3 separate regions of the Mus musculus genome follow, and regions 2 and 3 are each linked to region 1. Evidence: chromatin contacts called from ENCODE Hi-C or POLR2A ChIA-PET data. All regions are on one chromosome and are shown on one strand. Each heading gives the region's core, a stretch centred on a gene start or an enhancer-like site at or near the end of the contact. The rest is flanking DNA. Distances are from core to core; before and after follow the strand shown.

Region 1 (2,845 bases), core at 278-2,777:
GCTCTGCAGGCCCAGGCTTCCTGCAAGCTCCCTCCCTCTGTCCTCCAACTGACTCACAGAGGCCAATTCCTAGGTTCCATCTCTACTACTTCGGGTTCTTTCACAGGACACTGGCAGGCCCTCCCTGCTGGAAGTGGCGGGGAAACACAAAGAGCTCACTGCTCTTTGTGCCCTAACCCTGAAAGCAAACAAATGCGAATCCTTCCCAACCCCCACCAGTAACTAGGCTTGTCACCAGTAATTAAAAAGCAGATGGATTTCAAGGTTTAACAGCCAAAAAAAAAAAAGTCACAGTGTATCATACCCCAACCCTCCACCTGCCCCCACTCCCACCCCAGGATCCCATGCAAACAACATTTCTTTCATTTTATATTGTACAAAACTCATTCATTTCAATGTGTAAAATTGTACAAATGTGCAAAAAAAATGTGCAGAATGTAATAATTGTTCCTTAAGAGACAGAACTGGTGCCTAAAACCCCAACATATTTTCTTAACATTTCCTAAGAATTCCATTTACTGTCCAGTAACACTTTCAGGAGCGTGTGCCTGACGAGTCTTCACACTGACTACGGTTTTCTCTTTGCAAAGGAAAAGGACTCTTGCCAGTAGCTGGGACTTGGTTGAATGCTTCTCTAAGATGACTAACGATAGCTGGGACGCCCAGTGACAAGGCTTGTGGCTTCCCAGGCCTCCAGCCCTCACCTTCGGAAATACAACTAACTGTCCAAGCGACCCAAGAGATGGCCATTCATACACGCTCAGCCATTGCACTGCGCTAAGCGGCTCAGCAAACTGGTGTGCACGTCACTCCACTCCCGCTCCTGAAGAACGAATGTTCCTAGGTATGTGAAAAAAAAAATGTAAGGCCCTGAGACCCCCTAACCAGACAAAGAAAGCCTCAAGTCTTGAAAGTCAAAACAGAAAAAAAGTTATTAGCACACGTTGAGATGATAGCGGAAAACGGCTAGCCCACACACAGACTTTCCCGACCTCACTATTCGTAAATTGCTAGGAAGAACTCCTCAAAACTGGGACTGTTTCCCGATCTTGTTTTACATTCTTAAAGTAACCTCTAACGGTTTTAAATACAGTGCAGAAAAGAGTATCAAAATCCCAGCGACTGCTCCCAGAACAGAGCAAAAGTTGTTAGGGTGTTCCACCCAGGCAAGAAGCATCCTAGAAAGCCGGCTGCAGCTGCCGGTGGCTGGCGACCGACCCTGCACCCGGGGGACTCAGGGGCCACTTTGCAGGGTCTGCCGGGGCGGGACGAGGGCAGGAGGAGGAGAAAAGAAAGGGAGGAGAGGACGAGAGGGAAGACAGTCGGAGGAGAGGGAAAGAGAGATGACGAGGAAGGGAGGGACGGAGAAGCGGGGGAGGCGAGGGGAGGAGGCGGCGGCCGAGAAGAGAAGCGAGGAGCGGGAGCAGAGGCGCGGGCGGTGGCCGCGCTGCATCCCACGGGAGAGCTCACCTGCGGGGCAGCGAGGCGCTCCGTCCGCTCGTCCGCGCGGTCTCTGCCGAGGACGTCTCAGGCGAGCGGGCGGGCGGGCACTTCCGGCGGAGCCGCAGCCCTGGCCCCGGCCCCTCGGCGCCGCCCTCCTCCTCCAGCTCTCCGCCCCGCAGTCTTCCCTGTCCGCCACACTGCCAATGGTGACCCCTGAGGTTACTTGCGGAGAAGCAGGATTTTGTCTTTCCGGACAGCTCTCTCTATAAAACCCAGGCAGGTCTGGAGCTCGCTGTATGGAACAGGCTGGTCTCGAACTCACGGAGCCTTTCCGACCTCTGCCTCCGAATTCTTAACTCTGACGATATTTACCAATCATTGGTTATTGCCATGCACGGTCCTAAATTCTGACCCTGAACACTGGTGTCAATCACACGTTTTAAGCCTCCCCGCCCCCCCCCCCTTTTTTTCTTTCTCACTCCGGCCCCCACTTGCTCAGGCCCTTCTAAGTCTCCCTTTCTTAATGCATGGCTAGGGTTGTAGAAGAATCTCTCTTTCAAGGCGTCCCAATTTTCCTCTCTAGGTAAGGAAACCTGTTCTACCCTGAGCATTTCTTGAATAAACAATAAACACTTGAGCAGTGACTGGAATCATGCATGTAATCCCAACGCTGAGATGGAAAATGTTCTCTATTTTGTTTTCCCAAGAGACAACTTGTGGTTGTTTGGCTTAGAATGCCCCACCCCCACCCCATTACCTGATACATTTGAACGTCTGCTTCCTGGTTAATGAACTGCTTAAGAAGGACTAGGAGGCGTGGCCTTGTTGGGGTAGGTGTGTGTGTGTGTGTGTGTGTGTGTGTGTGTGTGTGTGTGTCACTGGGAGCGGGCTTTGAGGTTTCACAAACCCAAGCCAAGCCAGGTCTAGTCTCCCCAGCCTTCTGGCTTGTGGTTGTGGATAAGATGTAAGATCTACAGCTCCAACAAATGCCTGCCTACTGACACGGTCCCCACCATGATGGTCATGAACTGACTCTCTGAAACTAATGAGCCCCCAATTACATCCTTTCTTCTATAAGTTGCCTTGGTCATGGTATCTCCTCACAACAAAAGATCGGTGACAGTGGGGCATGGTGGCACACGCCTTTAATCCCAGCACTTGGGAGGCAGAGACAGGCAGATTTCTGAGTTCGAGGCCAGTCTGGTCTACAGAGTGAGTTCCAAGACAGCCAGGGCTATACAGAGAAACCCTGCCTCGAGAAAAAAAAAAAAAAAAAAAAAAAAAGATCGGTGACTAAGACAAGCTTTTCTAGACAGGACTCTCAGAGCAGAGGGAAGTTGTTAAGGACACTCCTACCCAGTGGTTTATAATTAGAAAACACCCAGACCTGCACCGGTGGAGG
Region 2 (2,700 bases), core at 175-2,674, 91 kb before region 1:
CACAAGAAGAGGGCACCAAACCCCTTTACAGATGGTTGTGAGCCACCATATGGTTGCTGGGAATTGAACTCAGGACCTCTGGAAGAGCAATTGGTGCTCTTAAACACTGAGTCATCTCTCAAGCCCATATATCCTCTTATTTTTTAAAAAGATCTATTTATGTGTCTACTTGAGTGTACAGCACCCGTATGCCAGTGCACTTCTGGACCACACTTACAGGTAGCTGTGCTACCTCCAGTGGGTCCTGGGAATGGAACTTAAGTTCTGTGGAAGAACAGGAAGCACTCTTAACCTATGATCCATCTCTACAGCCGCCCCCTCCATGAATCTTTATCAAATTAGTGTTTGTCACGCCCTTATACACAATATTGAACAAATCAGATGAACCCTGTTCACATTTTTCTAGGTTTCTTCTGGAGTCTCAAAAGGTCATTAAACCAGTTTGTGCGATTTCTTTACTCATTCTCCTCTTCTAAGGAGAACTAACTACATGCCTTACGTTTTTAGGGCAATTTAAACGAAAACAAAGTTCTTGTCCTCAGGAAATACACTCCATGGGGGAAACAATTTTTAAAAAATTTAAACAATCAACATGAAGTCCGAGGATACAGCCCAATGACAGATTGCTTGTGTACTCTTACTGAGTGTTAGCTCTCAACCCTGGGACAAATGCTAACGGAGATACCTATTTAACATGTATAGGCGGAACGGAACGTTCTCCTAGAATCCCAGTCTCTACCTGGTAGAAGCTATGGCTGGCATACCCGGCCCCCTTACTCCAGCACAGGGGCTGGGCTGCACTGCCCCCCAGCTGCCTTCGCAGACATTTTGGTTACCTGGTTCTTCTCTTACCCCTTCCCCTGGCCCCTTGGTCTCCCCGCTCTCCTCTCTGCTCTCCTCCCGTGAGCCGGCTCAGGGTCACATTCCCTCTGGACCCTTCTGGATGTCTGACTCTGGCTATGCTCTCCTTCATACCTACACTCAACCTTCTCCTCCACCATACTTAGAAGCAGTCGTGTCCTTTTTAAATATTTTTATTTTTTCATTAATTAAAGGACCTGGGTTCCTTTCCAAACACCACCCACATCCACACCCAATCTACTTTATGTCAGGATTATTAAGATAAAACTAAAACATCTGAGTTTGGAAGAAACGTGCTAGCAAGCTCGATGTAAATGTCTTATTTTTCTTTCCTTTACAAAGTGCTTGCGCGCTGAATGCAAGACATAATAAATAAGGTCAGTTTGCACAACCACAAAACAGCAATACGGCCGGCAGCTGGCCCCTCCCCGGAAGCCCTACCCCTCCCCTTCACCCTTGAGTCACCTTAAAGAGTTTCCCAGGAAGCACTCCAGGCTCCGCCTCTCTCTGGGTTCCGCCCACGGCCGGGTCTCGGCCGGAGGGGAGGAAAATGGTGCATGGTTTCCGGTCTCGCGATGTGCTATAATCCCGCGAGAAGAGAGGATGCGCGCCTACCCGGATGCGGCGGCCTAGGTGAGGGAGGGGGCGTGGTCGGTGCGCGGAGTCCCGAAAGTCGGGAGCCGGGAGCGCGCGCCCAGGGCGTACGCATGCGTGCACGCGGCCGGCGGGGCGGGGCTGCGAGGGGAGGGGGCGGCGGCGGCGACGGTATTGTCGGTGTCGTTATCTCCGTGGCGCGGACGGTGCGTTTTGACGCGGGTGGTCGTGGGAAAGTATCCGGGGTGGCCCAAGTGGGGCCGGTACGACCCCGAAGTCCGCCGTGGCGGATCTCAGGGAGTGGGCACCGGCGGCCGGTTCCTCGCCGCGCCTCGGGTCGGAGCCGAGGGCGCGCGCCGGGAGGCCGGGCTGTGCCCGTGTCGCCCGGGCGACGAGGGCCGCCTGCTGCCGGTTCCCCGCGTGGACCGGTCTCCGCCTCGATCTCGGTCTCAGTGGCGCTCGGCCCGCGGTGGGCCAGGGTCTCTGCGGAGGCGCCTGCAGGGCGAGGCAAGGCCCTGGTCTTGCGAAGCCCGCCAGGTGAAGGATGCTCGGTCGCTGCCGAGCTTTGAGGGTGGCTCTGATTCCCGGAGGCCGGGCTTGACAGCCGGCGTCTCCGGACTTGTAGTCTTGGGCTGGGATGCTTGAAGATCTCTGGAGGGATTGGAAGAAGTTGTGAGTCCTGGCAAGTGCGAATCAGTGCGGGAGCAGCAGCCCGGTTTATGTGAGGTCAGGTTGCTCAAAGCTAGGTGGTTGGGTTTTGTTTGTTTGTTTTTGCAGAATTCAAAGGCGTTCTGCCTGCAGAGTTTTGGAAGTCTTTCACCCAACACTTGGGGCAGTTTTGCAGCTCCTGTGCCTGCCAAAGCTATATTCCCAGCCTCACACCAATGTTCCCTTTGCAGGCATCATGGTTATGAAAGCTACTGTAGACGACGATGCTTCGGGATGGGAGCTCGGGGTCCCGGAAAAAATGGAAAAAAGTAGCACAAGCTGGGTGGACATAACCCAGGATTTTGAAGATGCTTGTCGAGGTGAGTTTTGAATTTGGGGGCTTTTTGGTTCAAAGCCTGGGGCAGGATACATGAGGTTTTCTCAACTTTGACTTAAAAAAAGAAAGAAAGAAAGAATAAGAAAAAAAAGAAAGACAACCTTGTGATTTTTTTTTTTTTTTTTTTTTTACTCAGATTTGTCGTTTTGTTTTTGAGAACGTGTCCTGTAGCCCAGGCTGACAATGTTCTTGTTGTGGAG
Region 3 (3,021 bases), core at 71-2,570, 94 kb after region 1:
TCTAGGACCAAGCCTAACACCACAGACTCTACAGCTGAGCTAGGCAGCGCGGCAGAGGGTGTGAATTGAGATCTACTATACATAACGAAACAGAAGATTACAAAGCACGACACAGGCCAGGACTGTGCAAATGAGATGTTACTCCTGGAAGGAATGGCCTACGGAGGGTGCGAGCCAGGCAACTCAATTATTTCTTCTCATGAAAAACAGCGGATCATGATAATGTATGCTTATGAGGTAGAAACGGGGGCAGAGGGGGGGTGTGAGAAGGGGCGGGTCGAAATTTCCCAAGTAACATGCAATAGGCCAAATGGTGATTAAAAAAAAAAACAAAACAAAACTAAGCAAGCAAACAACGACAATAACAACCACCACCTATCCTGTGCTCGACTTTTCTGGAATTTATTACTTGTAGGAGGATTCTACTCTATTCTCAGTAAGATGAGCATAGTTTGCACAATCCTAGAATCCATGACATACCTGCGGTGACGAAAACTAGCTGGTCCCGGAGGGAAAAGCAACACAGAATGCAGTGTGATTACTGGGGCAAACTGAAGGGCCAAACAATGACCTATCCTATAAACAGATTATCTCACTTGTTCACGACTCCCTTCTATTTTGCTTCAACTAACTATTGGCAAGAGCCCCTCTTAGGACTCTGGGTGGAGCGGATTCCGCGGTGGCGTCTGGACCGAATGAATCCCGGTCTCACGCTGTCCCGATCCTCTGGGGCTGACGCCTCCTGGGAGGTTATGCGGAGCCGCGGCGTTCCCTGTGTGACCTTTCTCCGGGAACGCCGTGACCTCGGCGGCAAACTGCCGTCCTCCGCCCCGGCCGCCCGGTGGCAGCGCACACAGCCCGTCCGCCCCATCGAGCTCCGCGCGCGGCCCGCCGGGAGACCCTAGTCCGCGTCCAGGCTCGCTCTGCACCCCGGGCCGCCGCCGCCACCACCTCCCTGCGGACGCCGAGGTGACTCACCAGTGTGAGGGCCGCCCGCGTGGGCTGCAGTTTTCTCTTGCTCACAGCCCGCACGGTGGCGCGGACCAACGACGCCGACATGTCCACGTCGCGGCACCCGCAGCCTCCGGCTGGAGCGTGGGGACTCAACTTCTCTCCATGGACACGGCGGGCACTTTGACGCCACAAGCTCCTGCGCAGGCGCCACAGGCCCCGCCTCCCGTCGCCCGTCCCGCTCCACCATTGGACAGTCCGGGTGAGTGACGGGCCGGGCCGATTGGCCGTCATCACTGACGAGGCAAGGGAGGTGACCTGTGACCTTGCGGGCTTCGCGGTCACTGCGCTAGCGGAAGTGGGATGGCTCCTTCCGTATGGCGTACACTAACGACAGACCCCCCGGAAGTGGGGACACGGCTCTGTGACTCTGGAGCTGCTTCGATAGTAAAGCAAGCGGGTAGACACCATACGACAGGTTTCCAGTTATTGAAATGTCACTCTTGTGTAGCAGTTTGTGTCAAGAAAACTGAGCACGTACGTAGCTACCAGCCTCGCATGGAAGCACGGGCATGGTGGCTCTATCCGAGCCTCTGAGAGCGAGCGCCCTGGGCGCTACGTTAGCATCGGTTCTTGAGTCCCGATCCCGGGCCCCGTGCACATTTGGCTAGCCTTTCCTGCTAGCCGGTCCCATTTGATTAGCTGTGCGCCTGTCACCACGCCTCGGCTTCCTTCGCGGCCCGTGATGACGTAAGAACGGGAGCTCCTTTATCTCGGAGCAGCAGCTGGCCCCGTGCGGGAACTGGGTGGGCGTGGGGAGTACTGAGGGGTTTGCTACCCCTGATCGCCCCCTTATGGTTCCAGGAAGGCCGAGGGAGGGAAATGGATTCGGCCTCAGGTCTAGACGGAAAGAACAAGTGTTTTCTTTTCCAGTGCGATCTCACTGGTCTGACTAGAAGGGGCAGTTTCCCCGTCCGAAATGGGGACTTTGCCATGCTGGAACACTGACAGAGTAAGACAGACATTGTACATTCTGCCTAGACCTGCCCAGGAGCTAAGAAAATGTTCTGACCCTTTCTTCATAGCTTTACAAAGAGTGGGCACACCATGTTTTCAACTCTATTTTTAGTGTCTGAAAACTGTGAACCCCACTCGGTCATTGATCTCTCTCTTGCAAGGATTTTGTTCCACTTGGGAAGATATCCTCTCCTTAAGATAGAAGCCACCTTTGAAGCAAAAGAAAAACAGACTGATTTTTTTTTTTTTTTTTGGTTTTTCGAGACAGGGTTTCTCTGTACACTGAAAACACATCTTTTACATCTTTTACCAGGAAGCTTGCCAAAGCAGTTCACAGTGAGCAAGAGACTGTTAGAAGGTGAAGATCGGGTGTTCAGAACTCCTGCTGTAAAAACTGGATTCTGAGTTTCCGCTGTTTTAGAACAGAACAGGGCATCGGCCCTGGCCCTGCGATCGCTTGCAGAGGAAGCTTTGACTTGGCCATGGCTGCGAGCCTGCTATCTTATCCGCTGAGAAGCGTGCCTCACTTGTCTAATGGTATCAGTATAAGCCATCAAAAACACCAGGCTGCTGGGCAGAATTTTTTTTAAGAATCAAAATGTAGGAAACCTTTTTAAGGCTAGAAGAAAACATGACAATTCTGTTTAATTTTAGGGGTAAGTACACTCCTCTCCCTCAACAACCGACAAAACATCCAAGTAGAAAATAACTACCAGGTATAAAGATTGGCCTGGCTGCGTATTTCTTCTCCGTTCTAGGGGCAGAGGGATAAACAACACTAAGCGCTTTTTCAGTAGGCGTGGCACTGTTCCAGCCAGAAAGCAGCGCTGTCACTTCACAGCCAGAGGCAGGAGGAAAGGAAGCAGGCCAGCAGCTGAGCAGGAGGAAAGGAAGCAGGCCAGCAGCTGAGCCGTCACGTAGCAGGGAGGCCCCGGTTGCACAACCCATGAGTTTGATGGTCACCATTTTTATTTTTTTACCATGATTTCCAATTTCTTAATGATTTCCATTTTGACATGACTCTTTCATAACTAGACTATGACCAGTCTAGTT

The links. Hi-C counts contacts between places; a loop is a spot of excess contacts on that map. ChIA-PET counts read pairs that join two places held with the same protein, here RNA polymerase II (POLR2A).
Region 2: a loop to region 1 is called in a map of heart, with 1.9 times the contacts of the local background. The contact joins the promoter of A230056J06Rik here to the promoter of Golm1 in region 1. A Hi-C loop is called at or near these places in 1 of 37 maps with a recorded cell type or tissue (heart). POLR2A ChIA-PET finds 5 or more read pairs at or near these places in 1 of 5 experiments (Patski).
Region 3: POLR2A ChIA-PET joins it to region 1 with 10 read pairs in Patski. The contact joins the promoter of Etohd2 here to the promoter of Golm1 in region 1. POLR2A ChIA-PET finds 5 or more read pairs at or near these places in 3 of 5 experiments (Patski and embryonic stem cell).

The regions. Positions count from the first base shown.
Region 1 is chr13:59,674,257-59,677,101 of GRCm38, forward strand. It overlaps Golm1 (golgi membrane protein 1), which reads right to left and starts at 1,528. Exons shown (of 10, transcript NM_001035122.2): 1 at 1,471-1,528.
Region 2 is chr13:59,583,799-59,586,498 of GRCm38, forward strand. It overlaps A230056J06Rik (RIKEN cDNA A230056J06 gene), which reads right to left and starts at 1,425. Exons shown (of 2, transcript NR_045633.1): 1 at 1,327-1,425. It overlaps Naa35 (N(alpha)-acetyltransferase 35, NatC auxiliary subunit), which reads left to right and starts at 1,535. Exons shown (of 23, transcript NM_030153.2): 1 at 1,535-1,661; 2 at 2,355-2,483. The coding sequence starts at 2,360.
Region 3 is chr13:59,768,646-59,771,666 of GRCm38, forward strand. Etohd2 (ethanol decreased 2) reads left to right here and starts at 1,321. Exons shown (of 2, transcript NR_015349.3): 1 at 1,321-1,701; 2 at 2,282-3,021. It overlaps Isca1 (iron-sulfur cluster assembly 1), which reads right to left and starts at 1,144. Exons shown (of 4, transcript NM_026921.4): 1 at 979-1,144. The coding sequence starts at 1,059.